Regions from separate parts of the Homo sapiens genome. Here region 1 is linked to region 2. Evidence: read pairs that join two places in POLR2A ChIA-PET (ENCODE). Cell type or tissue: CD4-positive, alpha-beta T cell. All regions are shown on one strand. Region 1 overlaps EYA3 (EYA transcriptional coactivator and phosphatase 3). Region 2 overlaps PTAFR (platelet activating factor receptor).

Region 1 (4,000 bases), 130 kb after region 2:
ATTGGATCATGCTGCCTATTATCTGGAATTCTGGGAGGGTTGCTTTTAGAGGAAGATGATTTGCATGTCTGAAGAGCCAGGTCTACAGTGATGCTGGAGGTACTGTCTGTATTGTTTTTTATTCCTCATAAAATAATTATATATTAGACATCTACTTTATGTTTCTGGCCAAAGATATTCAAAACTAGCTAGCTATCTCCTACTTATTTTGGACATTTGTGTTCTAATTTTTGATCTTATAAGAGGGAGACTATCAAAACATTCTCAGTTGATACTATTGTTATTAATAAGGTATTATTTTCATATAGTGTAAAAATAAACATGTTTATAAATCTACCACCTTAGGGTCAAAACCTATTTGGAAAAAGAAATCACAGTGATGACAATAAATCTGAAAGTTATTGTGACATTGAAATAGCAATTTGTTTACCAAAAAGTGTGATATACAATCAGCAGGAATCATAGCACTGATACTCACATTTTACATCATAAATGTTTTAAAAATGACATTCTCAAATATTTTTATTGTTGAAAATCAGACATGGCAAGAATCTTAATTATGGCTAATCTGGACAAGACATTTAAATGATCATGAATTATGATGGGGCAAACGCTTCTAATTCATGCTAGCGATGTCAGTATTCCTCAGTCTCTTAAAATAAGTTATTTCATGTGATTAATAGATGAGAAAAGAATATTACATTTTCTTTTTATGCATTAAGAGTTTGGGGCAAAGCCAGGCACGGTGACCCATACCTATAATCCCAGCACTTTGGGAGGTCAAGGCAGGAGGATCATTTAAGGCTAGGAGTTTGAAACCAGCCTAGGCAATATGACAAAACCTTGTCTCTGCAAAAATACAAAAAGTAGCCAGGCGTAGTGTGCCTGTGGTCCCAGCTATTCGGGGGTTTGAGGCAGGAGGATCCCTTGATCCCAGGAGGTTGAGGCTGCAGTGAGCTATGATTGCACCACTGCCCTCCAGCCTGGGCAACAGAGCAAGACCTTGTCTCAAAAAAATTAAGAAGTGATTATCATATCCCACTGTTGGTCTTTTTAAGACTTTCATATTTCTCTTTACTATTCCTAAATGTACTTATCAACAAATTGGACAAATCTGAGTTGCACTGAAGTATCTCAGTGCCCTGGTGAAGCAGAGGTTCTCATTCTCAAAGTATTGTATTTTTAATTGCATATATGTGTTCATTGGCTATAAATTCAATCACTCCTAGTTTATCAGAGTAGGAGCAAATAAATGAGATGAGTTAATGTTGAGTTTGAAGTCATGGCTAACCTTAGTATTGATATCATACATGGAATGTGTTTGGTTGATGAACCTTCTTAGACCTAATTATCAGCTTCAACTACACTAACCCAGTAACCATAGCTATTCAGAACACAGTGAACAACCAGGCATTAAGATTTTTGGGGCCTGGCATGGTGGCTTGTGCCTGTAATCCCAACACTTTGGGAGGCTGAGGTGGGTGGAACTCCTGAGGTCAGGAGTTCGAGACCAGCCTGACCAACATAGTGAAACCCCATCTTTACTAAAAATACAAAATTAGCCAGGCATGGTGGTACATACCTGTAATCCCAGCTACTAGGGAGGCTGAGGCAGGAGAGTCGCTTGAACCCGGGAGGAGGAGATTGCAATGAGCTGAGATCATCGTGCCACTGCACTCTAGCCTGGGCAACAAGAGCGAAACTCCATCTCAAAAAAAAAAAAAAAAGGATTTTCTTTTTAAAAGTAGGCTTTTGTGTAGCCAAAATTATCACCAAAACCATGCACTTAAGAGTGTTTCACTCATAAAGAATATCCTTGGACTCTCATGCAGATGCAAAGCTTTGTTTATGGTTGCCTAGTTTATTGCAAATTAAAAGGCAGATACTGCTAAGGAAGTCAAGAAGTGACAGACCACAGAGGAAAAACAGTGAAATTAGAACCTAAAAATCAGAACTATAATTAAGTTATATTTAGTACTAAACAATTGTCTTTACACATCACAGTAGCCTCTGCGGTATCTCTGTAATATATGTAGCACAGCACAGTTTTTATTTTTGAAACAGTAACTGAGAAAATCTAAAGGTATGTGTGCTATTTCCTCCTTGCTCAGAAGGCAGGAAGGGATATAAATATATTTTAGAAAGATTGTTACTCAGGAGCATTATGATAAAAAGAAAATAAAAATGAACAGCTATGATGTTTGTCAGTATGAGATAGATTTATATGTTCTGACTTGGAAAGATGAATCTTAGAGGTATTATGTGGAAAAGCAAATTATGTACACTATGTATAACACAGTCCTTGGCTGGCAGTGGCTCATGCCTGTAATCCCAACACTTTAAAAAGCCAAGGTGGAGGATTGCTTGAGGCCAGGAGTTCAAGACTGGCCTGGGCGACATAGCAAGACCCCACCTCTACAAAAAATTAGTCAAGTATGGTGGCACACACCCATAGTCTCAGCTACTCCTGTAGCTGAGGCATGAGGATTATTTGAGCCTAGGTGACAGAGGAAGACCCTGTCTCTTAACAACAACAACAACAACAAAAAATCACAATCCCATTTTTGTTAAAAAGAAGATTAGTGAATACATAGAAGAAATCTGGACTGAGTGTAGTGGCTCATGCCTATAATCCCAGCACTAAAGGAGGCTGGGGCAAAAGTATCGCTTGAGGCCTGGAGTTCAAGACCAGCCTGGGCAACAAAGCAAAACCCTATCTTATTTAAAAAAAAAAAAAAGAAGAAGAAGAAATCATCTGGGTGACTCTTCTGCAAACTGTTAATAGTGGTTAAGTCTGGATGATGGGATTATATATGACTGTATTTTTTTTCTAAATTATGTATTTCTGTAATGTTTTTAATTTATAAAAATAAGCAGGTATGTCTTTCCTAATCGGAAGAAACAAAAGTAACAAAATAACCAGCTTAAGAAGGCAGAGAAGTATTTAATATATTTTAGAAAAATTTGGTCCTTGTTTAATGGGTAAGTGAATTTTAAACTTATATGGAATGTCTCCTACCTTGACAGTTTGGATAAATTATTTATCACTGTACATGAACATCAGGCACTCTTTATAACAGATACTCCAGTTGGGTGTCAATAACTCTTTTTTTCTGAATCCTGGTCAATTTCCCCCAGTCATTGAAATGAATTTATATACATATTGGGATTTGTGGCAAGCTTTTTGTTTCTTTAGCCTCATCCCCTAATTCTTTGAAAGTGTTATTTGCTTGTGATATATTACAAGTGGGAGATTCAATAATTTTCTCTTACAAGCAAATTTATTTTTGTTTTAAGATTTAGATTTTAAACCTACTGGCTGATATTTGAAAGCATAACCATGCTCCTCAGTCCCAGTGTATTGTTTGTAATTGGTCCAATTTATCTGATTCAGGTGCATTGTGGCCAGGTATGAAACCTGAAAGTGGTTTAATTCAGACTCCATCTCCAAGTCAACACAGTGTTCTTACCTGCACTACAGGGTTAACCACAAGCCAGCCAAGCCCAGCACATTATTCTTATCCCATTCAAGGTAAATAGGCATGGTTGTGTGTGTGTTTTAAAATTATTATTATTGTTTCTTGTTTTTAATCTACCTGTATCTCCAAACAAACAAATTGGATAATACAGGAGCTCTGTCTTCTAAAGTAGAAAGGGGGTGATACTTGGATTTGTGCATGCTTTTTGTGTTAGGCAAACCACAGCTTAGGAGTGTGGTTTATAAGTAGTTTAGCCTTTGAATGTGAGCTGCTTAATAGAATTGAAGCCTTCCCTTTTGCATGTTGGTGTCCAGAAAACGCCTTGATTTTGTTCTAGTCTATTTTCAGTGGCATTTTGTCCTATAAATGAGCAGAAGACTCCATGGGTTGGAATTTTGCTGACCTGTATGAATTGTCATAGCAGTATGTGAGGTGTGTGCTGCTTTTCTGCTGTGTCTTTTGTCACACTTATACCCCATTTACTACTTGATGAGAGCATTTCTCTTGCTCAAGAAGTTCAT
Region 2 (4,000 bases):
AGACACCTGGCAGTTCTCTTTGTTTCCTCCTTTTCTCTCAACCAATATCCCATCCGTTACCAAATTCTGTCCATCTGATTTCCCAAATAACTCTCACAACCATCCATTTCCCTCCATCGGCTCTGCCCTGGTGCAGTCCTCTTGAGGCCCTCCAGACGACTGCACGTGTCTCTTTGCTGTCTCCCTGACTCTGGTCTGATCACCTCCAGTTCATTCTGTGCACAGTGGTCAAAGCCATCTTCCCCAAATCCAGACCCAGTCTTGTCCCTTCCAAGCTCAAGATCCTTCAATAACTCCCATTGTCTGCAGAATAAAGTCCAGACTCCTTAGACTAACCTCTAGGACCCATCTTGAGTTGACTGATGATTTTTTTTTTTTAAGATGGAGTCTGGCTCTGTTGCCCAGGCTGGAGTGCAGTGGCATGATCTTAGCTCACTGCAACCTCCACCTACTGGGTTCAAGCGATTCTCCTGCCTCAGCCTCCCAAGTAGCTGGAATTACAGATGCGTGCCACCACACCCGGCTAATTTTTGTATTTTTAGTAGAGACAGGGTTTCACCATGTTGGTCAGGCTGGTCTCAAACTCCTGACCTGATGATCCACCCGCTTCGGCCTCCCGAAGTGCTGGGATTACAGGCGTGAGCCACCGCGCCTGGCCCTGTTGCTTATTTTTAAAGCCCTGTCTCTTCTCAACTCCTTAAAGTTTTGGCCAAACCAAATGTCTCACGTTCCTTTAGAATGAAGTACGCCTTTGCCTATTCTTCCAGGCCTCTGTCCCGCAGTCCCCTGTGCCTGTTATTCCTCTCTCCTCGCACTATCAAATTAACTCCTTCAGCATAGGCAGGAGGTCTCTCCTCACCCTCAAGTCTGGGTAGGGGCAGCTTCTCTGAAACCGCGTTACACCTGATACATCCATCATCATAGCACCGCCCGCTTATCTATTTCTGAATCTCTCTCTTGCAAAATGGCCTGTGAGCTGCTCAAGGGCTGGGTCTGTTCTCTGAGGCCTCAGGGCACTGCTCAGCTCCGGGAGCTGTGAGTGCTTGTCCAACGAATGCATGAATGAGCAACTGAATGAGTGAATTGGGCTAGTCTGTGTGTGTGTTCTGTTCACATGGTGAGAAGGTTTTTTTAAAAACTCAAAATTGCCAGGCGTGGTGGCTAATGCCTGTAATCCCAGCACTTTGGGAGGCCGAGGCGGGCAGATCACAAGGTCAGGAGATCAAGACCATCCTGGCTAACATGGTGAAACCCCATCTCTACCAAAAATACAAAAAAAATTAGCCGGGCGTCGTGGCAGGCGCCTGTAGTCCCAGCCACTCGGGAGGCTGAGGCAGGAGAATGGCGTGAACCCAGGAGGCGGAGCTTGCAGTGAGCTGAGATCGCGCCACTGCACTCCAGCCTGGGTGACAGAGGGAGACTCCACCTCAAAAAAAAAAAAAAAATCAAAATTAATGCAAAAAAAATTATGATAAACAAAGTACCAAAATGTTAGATGAAGACAGTATCATAATAGTGCCAGGCAGTTATATTAGAGATTGAGGCAAGAGGAAGAATCAGTAATACTCCTTTTGATTTAAAAAAATATTGCATTAAAATATTATTTATTGGCCAGGCACAGTGGCTCACACCCGTAATCCCAGCACTTTAGGAGGCCGAGGCGGGCGGATCACTTGAGGTCAGGAGTTCGAGACCAGCCTAGCTAACTAAAATTATAAAAATTAGCTGGCCATGGTGGGCATGCCTCATCTCTACCAAAAAATACAAAAATTAGCTGGTGTGGTAGCGTGTGCCTGTAATCCCAGCTACTTGGGAGGCTGAGGTAGGAGGTTGGCTTGAGCCCAGGAGGTGGAGGTTGCAGTAAGCCAAGATTGTGCCACTGCACTCCAGTCTGGGTGACAGAGCCAAGCCCTGTCTCAAAAATAAATAAACAAAATAAAATATTATTTATCTTGATTGCTGAGGTTTAGTGTCTTCTTAAATTTTGCAACCAGTGAATGCCTCACATGTTTCACTCTAGTCCTGGCCCTGGCGGAAAGGCTTTCTCAATAGGCGTGGGCAGGCAGGGTGCAGGAACCCAGGAAGAGGAAGGCATTTTGTGATGGGCAAGGGGGCGGGGGTAGCAGGGAGGTGCGGACCTGACTGCCCCCAAGACCCAGAATGAGCACCATGCCCTGCCCAGCTGTGAGCTGCCCCCAGCCACCACACAGGCCAAATATGCCTCCATGCCCTGGAAACAGGACCCCCAAGGCAAGAAGGTATAACCAGTATAGCCTGAGAGAGAAACAAGGCCGGTCCTGGATGAACTGGGCATCTTGGGATCCAAGGAAGGGCAGGGGTGCTGAGATTGTGGAGCAGCAGTATTCAAGTCTTCTGGTCTCAGGGTCCTTTTATATCCTTAAAGATTATTGAGGGTGCCAAAGAGCTTTTGTTTACATAAGTTATCTCCAGCAATATTGTATTAAAAATGAAAACTTAGACATTCTAAAAATTTTCATTTTTAAACAAAAACACCCAATAATAAACTCTTTCCATGTTAACATAAATAACACATTTTTGTAAAAATAGCTAGATTTTCTAAAACATAAACAATTTAGGGAGAGAAGTGGATTGATTTACATTTTTTACACATCTCTTTAATGTTGGGCTAAATAGAAGACAGTTGGATTCTCATATCTGCTTTTGCACTTAGGCTGCTGTGATATGTTGTTTTGGTTGAAGAAAATCTGCCTTCACACAGATACATACTTATAAAGGGAGGGATCTTTTAATGGCTTTTTCAGATAATTGGTGATATTTTCTTTTTTTTTTTTTGGAGTTTTGTTCTTGTTGCCCAGGCTGCTGGAATGCAATGGCATGATCTCGGCTGACTGCAACCTCCGCCTACTGGGTTCAAGCGATTCTCCTGCCTTAACCTCCCGAGTAGCTGGGATTATAGGTGCCTGCCACCACACCCGGCTGATTTTTTGTATTTTTAGTAGTGGTGGGGTTTTACCATGTTGGCCAGGCTGGTCTCGAACTCCTGACCTCAGGTGATCCACCCGTCTCGGCCTCCCAAAGTGCTGGTATTACAGGCATGAGCCACCACGCCTGGCAGATACTATTCTTTGATATGATATCAAAGCCCCGCATATAGTAGTTTCTTAAAGGTTCGTTGTGATGTAGAACCTACATCATATCAATGGACTTTTTCGTTGTTTTACTTTTTGAGACAGGGTCTTGCTGTGTTGCCCAGGCTGGAGTGCAGTAGTGAAGTCACAGCTCTCTGCAGCCTTGACCTTCCAGGCTCAATTGATCCTTCCACCTTGGCCTCCTGAGTAGCTGGGACTACAGGAGTGCACCACCATGCCTTGCTAATTTAAATTTTTTCTTTTGTAGAGAGGGGATTTTGCCATGTTGACCAGGCTGGTCTCAAACCCCTGGGCTCCAGCAATCTGCCTGCCTTGGCCTCCCAGAGTGTTGAGATTACAGCCGTGAGCCAAGTCCATTGAAGACCTCCCTAAAGCAGTGAAATTCAGCTGAGGTCTGAAGCATGAGTTGCACTTGGCCAGGTGAAAGTGGGGAGTGGAGCCAGGCGAGATGGCTCACGCCTGTAATCCCAGCACTTTGGGAGGCCGAGGTGGCGGATCATGAGGTCAGGAGTTCGAGATCAGCCTGACCAACATGGTGAAACGCCGTCTCTACTAAAAATACAAAAATTAGCCGGGTGTGATGGCACACACCTGTAATCCCAGCTACTCAGGAGGCTGAGGCAGGAGAATCGCTTGAACCTGGGAGGCGGAGGTTGCAGTGAGCCGAGATTGCACCACTGCGCTCCAGCCTGGGTGACAGAGCGAGACCCCATCTCAACAACAACAACAAAAAAGGAAAGCGGAGAGTGAGGAGTGGGTAGGGAAGAGCATTCAAAACAGCAAGATGGGTATTGTGGAGGCTTCTAGGCAGGAAATGTCTGGACAGGTTTGAAGGTCCGCCTGGGAAGTCCGTTCTGGCTAGAGCCTGA

Evidence for each region. ChIA-PET counts read pairs that join two places held together with the same protein. Peaks named below come from ENCODE experiments on the same cell type or tissue, not always from the same donor. Only the 100,000 strongest peaks of a DNase experiment are listed, where the experiment ranks them.
Region 1: POLR2A ChIA-PET joins it to region 2 with 6 read pairs; 2 of 35 experiments call an interaction of 5 or more read pairs at or near these places.

The regions. Positions count from the first base shown.
Region 1 is chr1:28,027,321-28,031,320 of GRCh38, reverse strand. It overlaps EYA3 (EYA transcriptional coactivator and phosphatase 3), which reads left to right. Exons shown (of 18, transcript NM_001990.4): 7 at 3,395-3,532. Among named protein-coding and RNA genes, the nearest start is that of EYA3, 59 kb to the left of the region's middle. In CD4-positive, alpha-beta T cell, no CTCF peak of the experiment used is centred here; no DNase peak of the experiment used is centred here.
Region 2 is chr1:28,155,076-28,159,075 of GRCh38, reverse strand. The region is part of intron 1 of PTAFR (platelet activating factor receptor); the gene reads left to right. Among named protein-coding and RNA genes, the nearest start is that of PTAFR, 20 kb to the left of the region's middle. In CD4-positive, alpha-beta T cell, no CTCF peak of the experiment used is centred here; a DNase peak (open chromatin) is centred at 2,065.